Linked DNA regions of Homo sapiens: all the other regions are linked to region 3. A link is a loop called in an ENCODE intact Hi-C map of the cell type or tissue named here. Cell type or tissue: GM12878. All regions are shown on one strand. Each heading gives the region's core, and the rest is flanking DNA. Links, peaks and the distances in the headings are about the cores only.

Region 1 (4,476 bases), core at 477-4,476, 220 kb before region 3:
AGACAGAATAAGGTAAATTTAGATATGTCTCTAATATATCTATAGAACAGTGGTTCTCAACCCGGGGTGTTTTTGCCCCTTAGGGGATAATTTGCAATGTCTGGAGACATCTGTGATTGTCATAACTGGAAGGGGGCAGTGCTATTGGCATCTAGTGGGTATAGAGCAAGGGTGCTACCAAATATCCTATGGTGCAACAGAGAATTATCTGGTCAAAAATGTAAATAGTGCTGAGGGTGAGAAACCCTGCTATAAAAACGAAAGAAATTTGGTCTACAGAGTTGTTTGGATTTAGACAAGACGTTGCCCCAATAGTGGTGATAGAAATAAGAGGAACCCCGTGCTTTTGCAAAGCCCATATCTGGGGTGGCTTAAATAATCATGCTCCTCCCCATCCCCCGACCTGATCTTTGTAGTTGGAAACTCCAGGGCTGGCTGCCTGTAGTCTTTGTGACTACACTTCCTGCCTCCCATCACTTCATCTCAGAAGACTCCAGATATAGGATCACTCCATGCCATCAAGAAAGGTATTTTAAACATTGGAACACATATAGATAATTTAAGTAGGTAGATGTATGTGCTGTTATAAGGAAGTGGGGAGGAGAGAAGAGGGAACCGAAATCATATGCACAAAAATTTTTTTTAGAATATAAATAAAAAATGTGGTAGTCTAAAATGTCAATTCTTCAAAGATAAAGTTAGGCTTTCAGTAACGTTAGAAATGGTTTTCTGGAATATGTCTCCAGTCTACCTAACTTTGAGGAAGTAAATACTGTAAATAGATGTTTCAAACGCATTTTAAAGCAATGATCCTAGCATGTCTTTAAGCTACAGTATTGTGCTGTCTTTGAAATGTAAACTTTGATGTCTTCTCTTTCTCTTAGTTGATGCTATTGGGCCCATCTCAAGCTGATCTTGGCACCTCTCATGCTCTGCTCTCTTCAACCAGACCTCTACATTCCATTTTGGAAGAAGACTAAAAATGGTAAGAACAGCTCAGAGAACCTTAAAAAGTGTTATCTGTAATCTTTGTGGAAACAACTGAAACCAGCTGGCAAGAGCAATATTGAAGAATCTGTACTTAGGTTATTTGCTGGGGGAAAGTGCTTCCTGATATTTCACAATTGGCATTAATGAAGGGGGCATGTCACAATTTCAGATTAATCAACGCTTGCTCTGTTCAACTTCCTACAAGAATTAAATATGTGCTGTGGGGAGGAGGAGCAGATGTTTGAATTGGGGACATAGCTTCTATGTATCTCATTTCTTCAGCCTACAATTTTGGCTTTAAAGCCATAACAAATCACTGAATTACTGAAGTTACTTTGTGCTTTTTCCAGCATATGGTGTTGTCTTAATGACTGTGTGGATGAAAGTGTGTGGGCAGGCTCATAGCAATAAAATACGGGAAATCCCCGGGCTTGAGTGCTGTCAAAGAAAACTAAATTTGGACAGTAGATAAAGATACTATCAGGACTATTGCAATCGGCAGAAAGAGACCTCAGTATAGAAAGGGGCTCAATTCCAAATACAGCCAAAGACCAGTAAAGATTTCTGGCCAAGGAGTAGAGTGGGGGTCAGTGGATGGAAAATTACTAAGAGGAAACATCAAGGGTAAAAGGATTCTGGCTAAACCGACCTGACAGGATTCTTGCTGAAGACAGGCCAGGGTGATCAGACCTCACCTGTGGATGGTGGGAGATGAGGAATTTGATCAGATATTGAGGGTGATCACATACCAAGAGGAGTGGATTATCAATAAAATGACTTAGCAGGATTCCTGCTTGAACTGGGCAATGCAAAGATGGACATGAAGCCAAAGGCCGAAGCCTAGGGGTGTAGTAGAGCCTGATTAAGTTGAATTAAGGAGAGTCTTTGTCAGCGCTGGCTCTCCCAGTCACTAGTTGGGGGGGCCTTGTGCCTGTCATCAAAGTCCTCTGAAACTCAATTTCTCTGACTATGAAATAGGCATTAGAATCCCTCCCCTGTTGCCTTCCAGGGCCACTGTGAGGCTCAAATAATAGACTATTTTTCAAGTCCTTTGCAAGTGGTATGATGCAAGTGTGAGTTATTAGGTATGCCAAAACTTAGTCGGAAAAAGACGTCAAGGGCCTTTTTCTGAAATTATTTTGTCACTTAAATCAGACACATTCTAGATCCGAATGTTAGCTCCTAGGCTCATTTTGTGTCAAAGTTCTAATGAAGCATTAACCATGGGGCTATTGTTACAAAGGAAACAACTGCTTACGGTTTCATTTCCTAGAAACCCAGATGTCTATTTTAATGCAAACCTATGCCCACATCTGTCTTTGCCCCTTGATGGGTGGCATAATGGGAATGATAGTAATACAGAGAGCTCACATTTCTTGACCACTCAACTATCATGCTGAGGGCTAGATAGACATGATTCTATTTTGGCCTCAAAGTAGCCCTATAAGGTAGAGATAACGAAACTGGGGCTTTGAGAGGTTAAGGAGCTTGGGTGGCTCTGAAAGCTGTGCTGAAGACTCTTCTGTTCTTCCTAGACCAAGCCCAGCACACACGCAATAAAGATGAGGTTGGATATGATGGCTTCCTACTCAAGTACAAAGGGGAAATAGTATATCTTTTCTAAGAAAAGACGTGAAAATAATTTTCAATATAAGAAATTCAAAAGGCAAAAAAGCACAGGGAAAATATTCAACTGTATTGAGTCATATGGCAGATCCTTTGATCTAGAGATTACACTTTTAGAAACTCTTCTTAAAGAAGTGACCATGAGACTGGATAAAAAAATGTGGCACATATACACCATGGAATACTATGCAGCCATAAAAAGGAATGAGATCATGTCCTTTGCAGGGACATTGATGAAGCTGGAAGCCATTATCCTCAGCAAACTAACACAGGAACAAAAAACCAAACACCGCATGTTCTCACTTATAAGTGGGAGCTGAACAGTGAGAACACATGGACACAGGGAGGGGAACAACACTCACTGAGGCCTGTAGGAGGAGGGTGGGGCAGGAGAGAGCATTAGGGTAAAAAGCTAATGCATGCTGGGCTTAATACCTAGGTGATGGGTTGATCTGTGCAGCAAACCACCATGGCACGTTTAACTATGTAACAAACCTGCACATCCTGCACATGTACCCCAGAACTTAAAAAAACAAGCAATAAAATAATTTTAAAAAAACAAAAGAAGTGATCGTGGACATGGAAAACTATTTACCAAGATGGTCAGTGCAGCCAGGCAAAAAAAAAAAAAAAAAAAAAATCATGTCCCATGTTGGGAAGGGGTGAATTAATTGTAGTAGACTCATTAAATGGAATATTATGTAATCATCAAATCATGTTTTTTAAAATAATACTGAATGACCTAAGAAAGCACTCATGGTATAATGTTAAATGAAAAAAGCAAGCTAGAAATGGATAAGTACCGTGTATTCCTCATGTTTTTACTGCACCTGCTAGGCAAATACTAGATGCTCACTAAATGTTGGATAATCTGTGATGATGGTTTACATAAACACATGTGTTGCATATTCTAATTTCATTCAACATCCCTACTTTATAACCATTTTACAGTTGGCAAATCAGAGGCTCATGAGGTCAAGTGATTTATGAAAGTCAGAGAGCTCTTACATGACAGAACAAGGACTTAAAACCAAATTTTTGTACTGACAAAGCCTTGGCTGTTACTAGAATGCTTCTCACCATGTGAAATAGATGCAGGGATGGGAAATTACTATTAGAAGGGACCATCTCCCAAAATGTCAATAGTGGTTCAGCAAATTTAAAAGTAAAAATATTATTCTGCTCTTAACCTATAGGAAATTTCTTTATGGCTAAAAAAAGGTTATTAAGTAATCAATTTATTAAATTAATACAATCTGATTATTTAAAAATTTGGAACGCTGTACTAAAATTAAAAATCATCATTACAGATTAACCAGCCAGTACCTCTGCACCCCAAGAATAAATAATGTATATCCCCGAAACTCACCGAAGTTTAGGGCTGGGGTTGGCAAACTATGGCCCATGGGCTATATCCCACCTGCTGTACAGCTCATGAGCTAAGGGGTTTTTTTTTAATTGTTGTTTTTAAAAGACTGAAAAATATCAGAGCAAAATTACTATTTTGTGACATATAAAAGTTACATTCAAGTTTCAGTGTTTACAAATGGTTTTATTGTTTGAGTATTTGTTTACTTATTGTTGATAAGTGCTTTTGCACTACGATGGCAAACTATTCAAGGAGTTGGGTAGTGTGACAGAGAACCTGATGGCCTGCAAAGATTAAACCATTTACTAACTGGCCCTTTACAGAAAAAGTACGTCAGGCCGGGGCTTATAGAAAACAAAGGGATAAGGTATAAGGTCAAATAGGTTTGAGAGCCCTATGGTCTTTGGTGACTGTTGTGATGCATAATAGCTGTTGAGTTCCTAATTTATGTAAGACAACTTTATATCCTTTTATTCTTTTAGTTTGAAAAC
Region 2 (4,476 bases), core at 477-4,476, 1.3 Mb before region 3:
AGAACATTTTCAGCACCCCCCCACGAGAAACCCCATACCCAGTAGCAATCACTCCCCACTTCCCCTTCTGCAAGCTCCTGGCAACCACTAAGCTGCTTTCGGTCTCTCTGGATTTGCCTACCCTGGGTATTTCATATAAATGGAAACATAGTATGTGGCCCTTTGTGATTGGCTCCATTCACTAAGCATAGTCTTTTAAGGTTCATCCACATTGTAGCATATGTCAGTGCTTTATTCCTTATTTTTTTAACCAAATAAAATTCAGGTGCTATCTGTTAGGAAAGTCTTATCGTTAAAGGTTGGTAATTTCTGAGAACCAAGTTTAGATTTATGTTCTGCAGTTTTTAACAGTCTTGAGGCAGTCTTTAATTCAGTTGCTGTGTGAATAATTTCATCTTTTTCTTTGGAAGAGACACCTGTGCATAGCAGATCATCTTCACCTATTCCTCTGACTCCTAGCAAGGAAGGGAGTGCTGTGTTTGCTGGCTTTGAAGGGAGAAGAACTAATGAAATAAACGAGGTAAAGAATGTTTGATGTTTGTTCCCAATGGTTCCTTTATTTGTGATTACTTCAATTCTATAGGTGGAAGTCAAGGTTCTTAAAGCATCATGTTGCTGCTATTACTGTAAACATTATCAAAATTGTACGTAATTTTATGCTTAACACTGTGGGTTTTGGTTTCTAAAGTGAGAAAATTGTTAGGATTCCAGCCCTACACTGACAATCATCTTTTAAATAAGTGCAATTATTGAAATACCAGTATTTTTACTTTATAGAACAGATGTCAATTTCCACAGAGGGCCAGAGGGTAAATACTTTCGGCTTTGTGGGCCATATGGTGTCTGTCAAGGCTACTTAACTCCAAAAGTAGCCACAGATAGTATGTAAATAAAATGAGTGTGCTATATTCCAATAAAACTTGATTTATGGACACTGAAATTTGACTAGCATTTAATTTTCATGTGTTTGAAAATTTTTTTTGTTTTTCAATCATTTAAAAATATAACATCCACTCTTAGCTTGTGGGCAATATAGAAACAGGCAGTAGTTGGGCGGGATGTGACCAGCAGGCTGTAGTTTGCTGACTCCTACTTTAAATCCCTGATTCCCCTCCATCATTAACAGTAATACCAATAGCCGTCCCTTCAGGGATGGGCTCTAGGCCACCACTGTGCCAGACACTTGAACCAAATACTTTGAATTCTCGAGATCAGCCTTGCCACCAGATTTCCACTTGATAGATGGGAAAACTTTTCATTTTAAAACTATTTTTAAGGCCCATTAGGTGATCTGTAGGTGGTGAGTTTGTCAGGGATTCTGAAGACGTCTCAGTTTATCAGCATATTCTGTGAACGTCTCCTAGGAGGTGAGATTTCCTCTTTTTTTAAGGTGAGTAGGAGTTGCACAAGGGAAAATGGCTTTGCTAGGCAAAGAACATTTTTTTCTTTTTTTGACACAGGGTCTCACTCTCATGCTGTCACCCAGGCTGCAGTGCAGTGGCAGGATGTTAGCTCACTGCAGCCTCTGCCTCCTGGGCTCAGGCGATCCTCCCACCTCAGCCTCCTGAGTAGCTGGAACTACAGGCTCATGCCACCATGGCCTGGCTAATTTTTGCATTTTTTTGTAGAGACTAAGTTTTGCCATGTTGCCCAGCCTGGTCACCAACTCCTGAGCTCAAGTGATCCTCCCGCCTCTGCCTCCCAAAGTGCTGGGGTTACAGGCATGAGCCACTGTGCCCAGCCTAGGCAAAGAGCACTTGATGATGGGAAGAGAAGTCACAAAACTTTCTTCCAGACGATAACTGTCTTCAGTAGTGTGTACCCTAAGGTCTCTTGAGAGACTGCTCAACTCTGCTGTTCCAGCAGGAAAGCCCTAAACAAAGGGACGTGGCTCTGCCATAAACAAAGGGGTGTGGCTCTGTGTGCTGCCCCCTTAATTCATTCATGGACACTGAGAATTTAATGTCATGTGATTTTCACATATCACAAAATATTATTCGTATGATTTTTTTTCCCCAACCATTTTGAACATATGAGCATGGGGCTGGATTTGGCCTAGGGGCTACAGTTGGCTGACCCCATAGAGAATCTAGAAAGCCTAATTTGTGTTATGATGATTGTTGAGGGTAGGTTAGGAAATCCCTAGTTCAAGCAGTCCCTGACATGCCCATTTTTCAGATAAGAATGCACTACGAATTTTATTATTGAGGGGAAATCGTGAATTTAAGGGGCATCTGAGTTGTCAAGTAAGGGCTATTCCCACTCCGGTCTGCAGTGCGAATGCGCCATCTAGTGGTTATAGGTACAGCTGCAACTTATAGTTTGAAAGTGCTTTCTGGGAAATGGTTGGGGTTCAGGCGGCTCTCACAAGGACTCATGAGACCTTCGTGGATTCCCACCTTCTTACGTACGTCTACCACCGTGTTTTTTGACCAGGGCTCTTTCTCTCAGTTCCAATCGCTGCTCCACAGTACTAGGGGCTGGTCTGGGCCAGCACATGCCAGTAAAGGTCCATCAATGATTCCCATGCATACCCCACTGGGAATCCCCCGACTAGAAACCTACCATTTTTCCCCGGAAAATGTGTCTTCATAAATAGAAGATTATAAACTGCCTTGAAACACAGAATTGAGTGAGTGAGATAGAGCCAGATGACCTGCTTTTGTACGTGCCAAGTGCTGTTCATGCCTCTGAGATTGCAAAGTCCTGTATGTTTCCTTTGAGTCACTTTCAGAATGGTTCCAAAGCTTCAGCTGTGTGCACTGGGCAGGTGCTGGGGATGCTGTAAAGATGCTGGAACGATCCCTTCCCTCAGTGCTCCACAGTGCAGAAGTGGGGCGCTGGGGGTGGAGACCTAGGCGAGAGTCTAGGCCTGTCTAGGCAGGGGCCAAAGTGAAGCTAGGCCTTTGTTCTGGATCCTTCAGGGCCACCTTGGTGCTTATTAGCTTCTGGCAGTTCCATGTTGTTAAACTGACTATATCAGTGTTTCTGAGTTTGTGGGGGCATCTTTCTTTCTGCTTTGTCTGCTGGTGGACTTCCTCCAGTCTGACTGTTTCCATATTGAATATGACGTCCCAAAAGCCAAAGTAGCAGCTCAGTAGAGTAGGCTCTGGTTCTATAATTTGCTGAAGTACTTTTACGGAAATTCATCAGAGAGTTTTGAAATGCAACTCTCCCTTTAACAAAAGCCCCAGGTCCACCCACAGTTCTGAAATTCAGAATGAAGACAAATCAGTTATCAGGTTTGAAGTCTATTTCAGTTGATTCAAGGGGTTAAAAGATTCAAATTCGTTTCCATAATGAATCTAACAGCAAGAAATTAAGGAATCTTGAAACAACAGTAATATTATTCAGAACATCTATGGATTACTTTTTAATGCTTCATTCTCTCTCTAGTGCAGCAGGATTTTCTTTTTTCTGGGTGGAGGGGAAGGGGGCCAGAGTTTCACTCTTGTTGCCCAGGCTGGAGTGCAGTGGCACAACCTTGGTTCACTGTAACCTCTGCCTCCTTGGTTCAGGTGATTCTCCTGCCTCAGCCTCCCAAGTAGCTGGGATTACAGGCGTCCACCACCACACCTGGCTAATTTTTTGTATTTTTAGTAGAGATGGGGTTTCAACATGTTGGCCAGGCTGGTCTCAAGCTCCCGACCGCAGTTGATCCACACACCTCGGCCTCCCAAAGTGCTGGGATTACAGGTGTGAGCCACCGCGCCTGGCCATGCAGCAGAATTTTCAATAAAGAGAAAGGACTAAAGAACCTAAACAGTTACAGTTATTTATAGAGAATAACTGTTGCGAGTTAAGAAATTAAAGACTTTCTTGATCTATTTTAAGTGTTTTTGCCTTTCATCTTTGTTTTTTGTAAGCTTGTGTTTATTTTGATCCAATCACTTATTTTTTCCCCTCTACGTACAATTTACTGTCATAATTGTTAGGTGGTTGGAAGTGTCTCCATTAAGAATAACAAAAGCATTCAATTCGTGCTTTTTCCAGGTCCTCTCCTGGAAGCTTGTGCCTGACAATTACCCCCCAGGTGACCAGCCGCCTCCACCCTCTTACATTTATGGGGCACAACATTTGCTGCGATTGTTTGGTAAGAATCCTGGTTCCTGCCTTCTTTCCATTTTTCATTTTGTATTCTCTTGTTAGCTTTCTGTACACCTTGTGGTTTGGGCTATAATTATCTAACTAAGAAATTTGGGGATCCAAGAAAAATTAAAAGTAATCTATCAAAGAAAAGGCATTGAATGAATCTTAAATTTCATAAAAATTATGTTTGTAATATTTGTACTGCTACTCTGTCTTTGTTCAGTAAGAGTTTGGGGATTTGTTTGATAATGTGGATGTTAATTTCAGTTCCAGTAGAGATAAGGAGGGGCCCAGACCTTCCCTGAGTGAATCCTATGCATTGTCAGATTCTGCTAATTGTAAATGGTTTTGCCTTTATTTTTAATGCAGTGAAACTTCCAGAAATCC
Region 3 (6,181 bases), core at 1,111-5,110:
TTAATAGGCAAGAAAGAAGGGAGAAGAAAGAAGGAAGAAGTTCCTCTGTACAGAGACAGAGGGAGGGGGTCTCCAAATCCAAGAGAGGAGGCCCCATGTGCTGAGGATACCAGCCAGTTTTATGAGGAGGCTGGAGGAGGCAGTGTCTGATTTGCACAGGGCTCAGGGGATTGGTTTGACCAGGCTTGTCATTCATGTAGCCTGCGAAAAAATTGGCCCCCCACCCTAGCTTTTAATATGCAAATGCAGGGCACCATGACGTTCTACACACGTGGGGATATGTGGGGGTGCCCATGTTGCCAGGCACATGTCCGGGGTAAGGGCAAGAGGACAACGGTGGGAATCGCCATGTTGGGTGGACCCAGTTTCTAATGGCCTGCATTTGCATATCAAAGGTTGCCGGCCTGGGTCTAGGAGCCAGAGTTTTTCTGCTAGACAAGAAATGTTTCTGGAGTTGCTTTGAAAAGAAATGAAAACTTTCCAAGGACCCCTTTTCCTCTATCTGCCTAAAATAATTTTTTAATAACTCCTACCACAAGACTTTGTCTCAAAACAAAAACAAAAACAAAAACAAACAAAAAAACCTGGATGCAGTTTAGATCTTTAGATGCAGGACAATAAGTGACTTACATAAAAATTCAAGCCCAAGAAAGCAATGCGTGTTTCAGTACTCCTGAGCTTGTATCTCTTTTAATTTATTGGCCAGAAGAGGAAACAGCTTCAGCTACTCTTCCTAGTTGGGAAACTTAATATGAAAACCTAATATGAAGCCCAAGATCCTTAGAGAATGTTAATACAGAAAGTCCTGCCCATGGCTTGAAAATTTTTGTGCAAATAGCATTAATTGGGGTAATCAGGAGGTTTGGGATTTTAGGACAATTGGTGTCACCACTTATCTGTGTGGCCTTGGCCTTCAGTTTCCTTATCTGCAAAACAAAGCCTATGATTTCCAAAGTCACTTTCAACTAAAGAAACAATGGTTCAAAAATAGTCAAATACAGGCTGACCTTGAGATTTCTACCAAGCCATCAAATGTCTCTAGTAATTTTTACCGATTTGGAAGTAAAGTGATAGCTCATGAAACTGGGAATTTGTTCTTTAACCAGTAGAGAAAATAATATTTATTAGTATCTGCTTTAGAAGGATTGCAAATAGTTAATACCCTCTTTCCTTCATCAGAATAAATGAATCCAGGACCTCTATGATAAAGAATTTATTTTTTCTCCCACATCCAAATCTATTTATTATTCTGTGATATTTGGAGTTGAGTATTTAGATCATTTTAGGTCATTCTATGTCAATTTAGCCTTGCAGAACCCCCTGAGACAATAGTACTTCTATCTTAATATTAGTGCGAATGTTAATTTTTTTTTTTTTTTTTCCTGAGTTGGAGTTTCACTCTTGTTGCCCAGGCTGGAGTGCAATGGCGTGATCTCGTTTCACCGCAACCTCCGCCTCCTGGGTTCAAGCGATTCTCCTGCCTCAGTCTCCCGAGTAGCTGGAATTACAGGCATACACCACCACGTTCGGCCAATTTTGTATTTTTAGTAGAGATGGGGCTTTTCCATGTTGGTCAGGCTGGTCTTGAACTCCCGACCTCAGGTGATCCACCTGCCTCGGCCTCCCAAGAATGTTAATGTTAATTTAGAATTTCCCAAGCAAATCTGTATACAACAGAAATTGCCTGGCAGCATGGCATATCAGCATCTAGTGTACTCTCTCTGAGAGGCTCTTGAAAGCTGAAAACTGGAGAAAACACAGGGCAGGAGCACAGAACATGGGCAAACAGCATCACTACATGTTTTCTCCTTTACAGGAAATCTCTTGCCGGAAGCCGTGCCACAGAGCACACAGGCAGTTTGCAGAGAAGGATGCAACCCACACCATGTCCGAAGCGGGCTCTGGGGAAGGCAAGGTTTGATTGTTTCTCAGGTTGTTTTACTGCCCTGCCCACACCCTCCCACCCAGAGAAGTTATTCCTTCTGCAGCTGTGTGCGATTTTTTCAGAAAGAGTTTTAGTCTTTGTTTTTCCCAAGACTTTGTATTGCCTTTTCTCCTCTTCTTGGGCTTGAGTTTAGATGGGACATAACAGGAAAGGGCAATGAATCCCAAACCCATTTTATTTTTTGGTTCATTTGTTGATTTATTTTTATCTCAGCAATAATTTAGTGAGAAAGAAGGTTAATATGATGACAAAAATATGGGTTTGGAAGACCCTTAGTGAGTTTTAAGAAGACAGGCCACCATAGCAGCTGTAGCTAAATAAGCATTTGCTGTATAAGTCAATTACTAAAAATTGTGTGTTGTCTACTTAGAAATGTTTCTTGGGGTGTTTATTAAGGTGTGTGACTTTGAGAATGAGGAATAGAGGAAATGGAAGACGAGTAAGAGAAACCATCCTCCATTTGAGATATCGTGACCCAGCTCTGTTTCCTTTGCTCTCTGTCTGAAGTTAAAAAAAACAAAAACAAAAACAAAACAAAACAAAACAAAAATTAAAAACCCTCAATGGAGAAATATATAAATATTTACAAAGGCTTCTCTTCTATCTACAATACCTTTGTGCAAGATATATCATCTTAAAATCTTGCAATTTGATTGCAGTTGAAATTAATGGTGCAAGAGGTTTTCTTTTTTGTTTGCTTTTTTCTTCATAACGGAAGTGTAATCTCCTTGCAAAGCTTGTGAGCATGCATCCTAAATTGTGAACTTCATCTGCCATGGAAGGGAAAACCTTGACCCAATACCATTGGGATCTAAAAGTGTGATTCCTAGGATTCTGAGCATACTACACGAGATTTAAGGCCCCTTTCAGACTCTGCATTAATGCTTGTTCAGTAGTGATAAATAACATTGATTGGTATTGAGACCAGATTAATAACAGAAGGCAGCTAAAAGGTATTCCCTCTTAGCCTAATTTCCCAAAGGGCATCACTCAGCTGCATTAGTGGGGCGAGGCTCTTCCTTCTCTAAGTGGTGTCTTTAGAAGCTTGAGGGATTATTGCTCAGGGGAAAATGGCTCAATCTGCGGGATTCTTTTTCTTTTTGAGATGGAGTTTTGCTCTTGTTGCCCAGGCTGGAGTGCAATGGCACAATCTCGGCTCACCACAGCCTTCGCCTCCTGGGTTCAAGAGATTCTCCTGTCTCAGCCTCCTGAGTAGCTGGGATTACAGGTGTGCACCACCACGCCCAGCTAATTTTGTATTTTTAGTAGAGATGGGGTTTCTCCATGTTGGTTAGGCTGGTCTCGAACTCCCGACCTCAGGTGATCCACCCGCCTCAGCCTCCCAAAGTGCTGAGAGGGATTCTTAAGAGCAGCTGAGAAAGGGCCCTGCACTTCAGCTGGCTCCAGTTTGTCATCCTTTGTCTGGTATCTTCAGACAAGACATTGCAATAAGAAAAAATAAATACAGTGTGAGAAATCAAATGGTTTTTGTCAAAGTGTAAAAGGGACTGCATCTGACTAACACTGGAGTTGGACAGAAGCCATAAAGGATGTTTTGTGTGAATGTTTCCGGCTGCAAAATCTACCTGACTGTTGCACTGAAACCACAACTATCTATCACATGCTTGTGAGAAACCCCCAGGAGCTTCCTGTTTCGTGTGGGTCGTGAGAAGATTGCACAGCACAGTACAGCTTTCATTGTCTTTGAGCTAATCTTAAGCTAGGAGAAGGAAGGAGAATTCACATTTTGTATGTTTAGTTATTTGTGAAGTCTTTACACCCATAAATCGATTATGTATAAATTAGTATACAGATTCACTACCATGGAGAGGATACTGTGTACATCTGAGGATACTGTGTACATATGGTTGAGTCACTTCACCTAGGCCTTGGGGAGGAGTTGGGGCATCTCCAGGGTAAAGTAATGTGGTTTAGCACGGGGACTTCCAAGGAAGCATCAGTATGAGATAGGGGAACATGGCTGACCAACGGCAAGATGATGCCCCATGATGGAGCAGATGGGATTGGCGTGGGAGGGGTAGTTTGTGAGACCAGAAGACTTGCAATCTCTCCTGCTGAGACCAATACCAACCAAAGAATAATTAGAGAGCATGGAGGACAACATGATCTCATGTGAATCTCACATCATACCTTACAAGTTAACTCTGTGTATCGCCTAAGGAACGGCTGAAGCTTCTTTTCTTGTAAATGACAATAGACACATATCCAGTGCCATTAAGGACAGCATCTGGTCACCCAGTGGCCAATAATGTCAAAGTTCTGATCACAAGGTGAGCAGTTTCCTGAAGATAGAAGAGTACGATGGCCACAGCCATGGGTTCCAACATAGCCACTCTCTGGGGCCACCAGACACCCTCCTCACACTCCGCAGAGTTTGCTTAAATGTGCTCTGAGCTGGATGCATTTGCTAAAGGTTTGTCTCTTCCCCTTTGTTAACCCAAGAAAACAGAAGGACGTCTCAGCTAGACCCCAGCCGCTGCCACCCCATCTCTTCTCCAACTCTGCTCCGGCAGCTGGCGTTTCCTGTGTTCTCTCAGTGGGTTAAGAGAATGGTGGTGGCACATTGTCCCTTAATTAGACTGCAAGAGCAGCCATCTCCTGCTCAACTTGCCTGGGCAATCTTTTTATTCATCATACCTGAAAGTAACAGTAGTGGCTTTTTGTATGGCATATGTTATATGTAATCATGATGACCTTCTTATAAGCAGAAGAGTGGAAAAAATACAGGAGGAACTTAGAACTGACATTCTCACTTCCATCATGTGGATTAGACTATTAGCATGTTGCTGTGCCCCCATTTCATGTTATTAATTAATTAATTAGGGATCAGGTTGGGCGTGGTAGCTCACATTTGTAATCCCAACATTTTGAGAGACCAAGGCAGGAGGATCACTTGAGCCCAGGAGTTCAAGACAGCCGGGGCAACATAGCTAGATGCCACTGTTTCCATAAAAAATAAAAAATAAATTCAGGCATGGTGGTATGTGCTTGTGGTCCCAGCTACTTGGGAGGCTGAGGTGGGAGGATTGCTTGAACCTGGGAGGTCAAGGCTGTAGTGAGCTGTGATCGCACCACTGTACTCCAGCCTGGGCAACAGAGCAAGACCCCGTCACAAAACACACAAAAAAGGATCAGCAAGCTTAGGTGAAATATTATTTTCGTAAGTGAATTTTTCATTATGAAAAGTTCAATAAATTTTTCATAAAACAGTATTTTTTATAAAACAATATTTAATTTTCAAAAGCAATATTTAATAACTAAGAAATTTGAACAATATAGGAAAGCACAATGATAAAAAACAAACCCCACAAAACCCTTATGGACTTCATTCTCAGCCAAAATTGCAGTTAATATTTTGATGTATTCCCTTCCAGTATTTTTTTTTCTCTGCTTCTACATATATTGGTAAACACTGTCCCTCTTTTTACAAACCTAGATCATTCTGGATATTCAATTGCGTATCCTACCTTTTTTCATGTTATGTAGCATTTTAGCCTCATTTCCCCATTCTCTTATAACATGATTTTTTTTTTTTTTTTTTGAGACGGAGACTCGTTCTGTTACCCAGGCTGGAGTGCAGTGGCACAATCTCGGCTCACTGCAACCTCCGCCTGCCAGGTTCAAACAATTCTCCTGCCTCAGCCTCCCGAGTAGCTGGGACCACAGGCATGTGCCACCATGCCCGGCTAATTTTTTTTTTGTATTTTTAGTAGAGACAGGGTTTCACCGTGCTGGCCAGGCTGGTCTCAAACTCCTGACCTCGTGATCTGCCCACCTCGGCCTCCCAAAGTGCTGGGATTACAGGCGTGAGCCTCCGTGCCCGGTCATAACATGATTATTAATGGCTATGTTCATTTTAAGAATATGCCATATTTTTTTTTCTAATTGTTGTTGAGGGATATTTAAGAGGTATAGAATTTTTCTCCATGGTAAACAACATCGCAATGAATATATCTGTCCATAGATTTTTAGACTATATCTCTGATTACTGACCAAACATGTGATCCTTGAATTAAATTTTTCAACATCAACAGATCTAAATATTTTTATGGCTGTTGATGCATATTGTCAGCCTGACCTTGAAAATGACTACACCAATTTATAGTCACAATCAGATTGTTAAAATTTTTATTATCAGACAATCCTTGGTACCGAGGACTGATAGTGACAGTGCAGTGTCTTAAGTGACAGTGAAAAGCATAGACCAGCTTCATA

What was found. Peaks named below come from ENCODE experiments on the same cell type or tissue, not always from the same donor. Only the 100,000 strongest peaks of a DNase experiment are listed, where the experiment ranks them.
Region 1: it touches region 3 in a loop (2.3-fold over the local background); 2 of 110 quality-filtered maps call a loop at or near these places.
Region 2: it touches region 3 in a loop (3-fold over the local background); 3 of 110 quality-filtered maps call a loop at or near these places.

The regions. Positions count from the first base shown.
Region 1 is chrX:12,866,597-12,871,072 of GRCh38, forward strand. TLR7 (toll like receptor 7) reads left to right here and starts at 476. Exons shown (of 3, transcript NM_016562.4): 1 at 476-527; 2 at 885-985. The coding sequence starts at 983. RefSeq lists enhancers at 1,314-1,383, 1,404-1,523. In GM12878, for the core only: no CTCF peak of the experiment used is centred there; DNase peaks (open chromatin) are centred at 477 and 2,345; H3K4me3 peaks cover 3,850 bases; H3K27ac peaks cover 3,925 bases.
Region 2 is chrX:11,768,163-11,772,638 of GRCh38, forward strand. MSL3 (MSL complex subunit 3) reads left to right here. Exons shown (of 13, transcript NM_078629.4): 10 at 411-520; 11 at 3,994-4,093; 12 at 4,459-4,476. Among named protein-coding and RNA genes, the nearest start is that of MSL3, 12 kb to the left of the region's middle. In GM12878, for the core only: a CTCF peak has its summit at 2,279 (motif pointing left); a DNase peak (open chromatin) is centred at 2,289; H3K27ac peaks cover 1,276 bases.
Region 3 is chrX:13,083,889-13,090,069 of GRCh38, forward strand. LOC105373133 (a long non-coding RNA gene) reads left to right here. Exons shown (of 4, transcript NR_171577.1): 3 at 1,817-1,910. Among named protein-coding and RNA genes, the nearest start is that of FAM9C, 42 kb to the left of the region's middle. RefSeq lists enhancers at 3,467-3,686, 3,757-3,916. In GM12878, for the core only: no CTCF peak of the experiment used is centred there; DNase peaks (open chromatin) are centred at 1,883, 3,533 and 3,893; H3K4me3 peaks cover 1,288 bases; H3K27ac peaks cover 4,000 bases.